2 separate regions of the Mus musculus genome follow, and region 1 is linked to region 2. Evidence: chromatin loops called from intact Hi-C (ENCODE). Cell type or tissue: heart. All regions are shown on one strand.

Region 1 (2,500 bases), 160 kb before region 2:
GTAAAATCTGGTGAGTGCTGTACCACAGTAGGGATGCAGTAGTAAAATCTAGTGAGTGCTGTACCACAGTAGGGATGCAGTAGTAAAGTCTAGTGAGTGCTGTACCACAGTAGGGATGCAGTAGTGAAATCTAGTGAGTGCTGTACCACACAGTAGGGATGCAGTAGTAAAATCTAGTGAGTGCTGTACCACAGTAGGGATGCAGTAGTAAAATCTGGTGAGTGCTGTACCACAGTAGGGATGCAGTAGTAAAATCTGGTGAGTGCTGTACCACAGTAGGGATGCAGTAGTAGAATCTGGTGAGTGCTGTACCACAGTAGGGATGCAGTAGTGAAATCTAGTGAGTGCTGTACCACACAGTAGGGATGCAGTAGTAAAATCTGGTGAGTGCTGTACCACAGTAGGGATGCAGTAGTAAAATCTGGTGAGTGCTGTACCACAGTAGGGATGCAGTAGTAAAATCTAGTGAGTGCTGTACCACAGTAGGGATGCAGTAGTAATATCTGGTGAGTGCTGTCCCACAGTAGGGATGCAGTAGCGAAGCCTGCAGTGACTCTAGTCAGAAGGAAACCATCCATTAGCAAGTTATGCTGATGCCTCAAAAGAACAATAACGCGGCCTGAAGGCAGATCTCTGGAGAGAGTAAAGAATGTGGAGACCCCTGGGAGTTAGCTGGCTGCCAGTAGGCTATTCTGAAACCTTCGGAAGAAATGAGTGTGGCTTCTCAGAGAGACCGGCTCTTGTTTACCTGTTCTCAGTAGTAAACACTCTTAGGAATCCGTTATGGCGATAATCAGTAGAGTAAGGTTTCAGGTCAGCAGAGATGAGTTTTGAGGCTTAAAACTTTGGGACTTAGTTATGATAACAAAATATTTAAGCAAAGTAAGGACTGGGAGCGTGGAGTAGTGCCCGGCACTCAGCACAAGTACTTGAAAACACTGAGTAGGTGGCTGGATAGAGAAGGGTAGGTAGTTGGATAGATGGATAGACAGATGTTGAGAATACTTATAGGACCTCAGCTAAACCTAGTCTCAGTTTTTTTTTTGGTTGTTTTTTTGTGGGGTAAAGATGGTTTATGAGAAAGAATCCTGTTTTTTACTGTTGTGATTTTTTTTTGACATGTAAGATTTTTTTTTTTTTTTGCTTTCAAAAGTCTCAAATTTTCTCTTTTTTAAACAGAGAACTGATAGAAGTTGGGTGTGAGGATAAAACCCTAGCTTTCAAAATGAATGGCTATATATCGAATGCAAACTATTCAGTGAAGAAGTGCATTTTCCTACTCTTCATCAACCGTAAGTGAGAAAGAACCAAATGTCTACACAGAGAGCTGGATGGAACCTCCCAGGGCAATCACGCACGGGGAGACTGCATGTCACAGTCGGGCCTGATTAGGAAGCATCTGTCATTTTTATCTTGTCTGTGTTGCTGGCTGTCACACTCGCCTTTACCTTGAGCAGTGTAGGCCAGATTGATTGCCTTCCTCTGTGTGGCTTCACAGACCTTAGTCTACCTCTAGGTTGTGCTGCTGTTCTACATTGTACAGCAGAAAATCAACACTTTAGTATAAGCATTGCCTTAGGGCTTTACTGCTGTGAATGGACACCATGATCAAGGCTACTCTTCTAAGGATAACGTTTAATTAAGGCTGACTTACAAGTTTAGAGGTTCAGTCCTTTATCATCAAGGCAGGAGCATGGCAGCATCTAGGCAGGCAGGATGCAGGAGGAGCTGAGAGTGCCACATCTTCATCTGAAGGCCCACTAAGAGAAGTCTGACTCCCACGTGGTTAGGGGGAGGGGTGTCATTGACCACCCCCACAGTGACACACTTCTAATAAGGCCACACCTACTCCAACAAGGCCACACCTCCTAATAGTGCTATTCCTGGGGCCAAGCATATTCAAACCACCACAGGCATTGTCACTAAAAAGCTGAATCCTAAGAACCTTGAGAATTTTTCTTTCAAAGAATGAAATTTATGATGCTAAGGATAATTCTAGAAATCAAGGAGGAAATTAAATTAGCTTGAAATTATCTCCCAGTTCTTATCTCTCTGGTGATGTGTTATTTACATGATTTTTATTAAGTGAGCACTATTTGACTTTCAGATTCGTGTAGCTTAATAGTATATTGCAAGGGTTTGATGGTGCTAGAGTCACAGTACTGCCCTGCCCCAGTAGTCAGAGCTCAGGGTACTTTCAGACACGAGAAACATCTTTCCACACATTTGACTTTCAATATTCTTATCTTCAAAGTCCTTTTTTTTTTTTGGAACAAAATTGGAGTTTACTAAGAATCTGTTGAATAGATTTAAGATGAGTCCTGAGAGAATGAACAGGGATAGTACACCTTATGACAGATATAGGCTTGTAAGGTAAGTTTATTTTATGTGTGTGAATGTTTTGCCTCTCTGTATGTTTATTCACCATGTGTGTGCCTGATGCTCTTGGAGGCAAGAAGTGGATGATTCCCCTGGAACTAGAGTTAAGGATGGTTGTGAA
Region 2 (2,500 bases):
ATTGCTGATATAAACACCATGACCAAAAGCAACTGGGAGAAGAGAGAGTTTATTTGGCTGACATATCTGAGGTCACACAGTCCCTCACTGAGGGAAATCAAGGCAGGAACTCAAGACAGATATTGAAGCAGAAACCATGGAGAAATGCTCTCTGGCTGGCTTGCTCCTCCCGGCTGCCTTATCTTGCTTTTTAAATACAATTTAGGGCCACCTTCCCAGGGATGCCACCACCTAGAGTGGGCTGGCCCCTCCCAACATCAATCATGAATCAAGAAATTGCCTCATACACTGGCCTACAGACCAGTGATATGGATGCATTTTCTCAACTGAGGAGTCTTTTTTTAAAAAATGATTTATTTATTTATTTTATGTATATGAGTACACTGTAGCTGTACAGATGGTTGAGAGCCTTCATGTGGTTGTTGGGAGTTGAATTTTTTTAGGACCCCTGTTTGCTCTGGTCAGTTATAAGAAAGTTACCAGGGAAAGAAAGTTACCAGGGAATGGGAAATGAGATTCAGAAGTGTCGGGGTTGGTGAGATGGCTCAGAGGGGAGAAGTGTTTGTCACCAAGCTGAAAACCTGAGTCCCATCCCCGGGTCCCATTTGGTGGAAGAAAAGAAACAACTTGAAGAGAAGATATTCAAGCACGGGCTATCTGGGCAGAAGATTCTGGGTAGAAAGGGCCAGGGCAAGCGGCTTTGACATGAGTGTAGTAAATGGAGTGTAAATATGGCCAGGGAGGCTGGTATTTTGGGGCGCTTCATAGACTGTCGCTGTGTAACAAAGTACCCCAAAACTTAATAGCTCAAAACAAAAAGTGTAACCTCTCAACTTCTGTGGTCAGGAATGCGGCAGCGCTGACAGCCATGACATGGGCCTTTTGTTTCTCAGATGTCACAGTCCCTTCTGTCTCCACATCTCCAGGGCTGGAATCACAGGCACACACCTCTGCACTCAGCTGAGCTGCGTGTGGAGTCTGGGGTTCCAAACACACATCCTATGCTTGCCTTGAAAGAGCTTTACCAACTGAACCACCTCCTCCGATCCCTCCCTTTTTACTAGTAAAAAAATATGCTTTTTGGTGATTTATTTATTTATTTTTACTTTTCAGTAGGTTTGATGATTGAAAACCTATAAAGATTTGTGTTAGTAAACACAGCACCTATTATGACAACTAAAGATCGGAGTAAGCTTTGGAACCAGGTTTCTCGTTGGTTACCTGCCTGGGACTTCTCTGCTGCCGCCACCTTGTGGCCAGCTGGAGAAACAACAGGTACAGTGTTGCCTTTGGTTAAGTGAATAACTAGTGTAGGTTTGCATCCTTACTGCAAGAATTAGGTGTGGCACCAAGTAACCAGTTACTTGTAAGATCATATTATCTATGGTGTACAACTCCGATTATTAGAAACTTCCTTCTGATACTAAGCCAAGTTCTGCTTAGTTTACCCTCCTTTTTTTCCTGGCTTTTAAATTCTGTTTAAAACATTGTTACAAGGCACCTGCTTCTTGTGCTTCATTCAAATCCCTTTTCTTCCCTAAATAACGAAGCTCCTGATCTTTCTTTTAATGCTCTGATTCCAGCATCCAGCGGCTGAGACAAGGCGTCAAGCGAGCAGGACAGCGCAGGCGCAGAACTAAGTGAGGAGATTGTCTGGGACAGAGGCCAGCCACAGGCAGATCCCTCGGGGCATGAATGGTACCACTGCGTTGGCCCATTTGAATGTAAGGCTTCTGTCTTTTGTTTTCTAGTGAGCCAGTCTTTGGTGAGAGGAAGGGGTCGCCTTGCTAAGTAAGAAGATACAGCCCATCTCAAGAATGTTATGTCAACACCCATAGCATGTCTGGATGGGTGCCCAGAAAAGGTTTGTATCCCATCGCAGTGTCAGCCCGGAACACAAAAAGCCCGGACCTGAATTCCGATGGGACCATTTAATCCCACCCACCCTTCTTAGGAGTAAGAGCCTAACTTCAGACTCGATTTAGGCTAATCTAAATCTCAAGATGTTTCCCTCATAAAAATTGCTCCCAGGGGCGGGCAAGATGGCTCAGTGGGTAAAAGCACTTACTGCCAGACTTGACGATGAGGGTTCAAGTCCAGGCCCCATAGGATGGAAGAAGAGAACTGACATCTGCGGGTTGTCCTCTAAGCTCCACAAGCAAACTGAGACTCACATGACAGCCCCCTCCCTATGATAATAAATAAATGTAATAGACAACTGCTCCCGAGACAAGTGTTTCATCAGCAGAAATGATTCTGCGGCACCAAGAGCAAGATGGCTTCCATTCTCGTGCTGCTGACTGGGGCTCACACATGCTTGCACTGTCCTCTGGAGACTGAACGGCAGTCTCTCTGTGGTGACTTTCAGTGTTCCTGTCTGTAGTCACGGGGTGGTTTGTTGTGTAGTTCATTTGACTCCCGTCTCTTATTACACAGCAAGGAGCTCTCTGCTCTGTCCCTTCAGAACAGAGGGACAGAAAGTGGTCAGGAGCAGGCCTAA

What was found. Hi-C counts contacts between places; a loop is a spot of excess contacts. Peaks named below come from ENCODE experiments on the same cell type or tissue, not always from the same donor. Only the 100,000 strongest peaks of a DNase experiment are listed, where the experiment ranks them.
Region 1: a loop joins it to region 2, with 3 times the contacts of the local background. A loop is called at or near these places in 7 of 42 quality-filtered maps.

Annotation. Positions count from the first base shown.
Region 1 is chr9:111,251,656-111,254,155 of GRCm38, reverse strand. It overlaps Mlh1 (mutL homolog 1), which reads left to right. Exons shown (of 19, transcript NM_026810.2): 9 at 1,180-1,292. Among named protein-coding and RNA genes, the nearest start is that of Mlh1, 19 kb to the left of the region's middle. In heart, a CTCF peak has its summit at 1,502; no DNase peak of the experiment used is centred here.
Region 2 is chr9:111,092,033-111,094,532 of GRCm38, reverse strand. No RefSeq gene overlaps it. Among named protein-coding and RNA genes, the nearest start is that of Gm26409, 18 kb to the right of the region's middle. In heart, a CTCF peak has its summit at 1,252 (motif pointing left); a DNase peak (open chromatin) is centred at 1,672.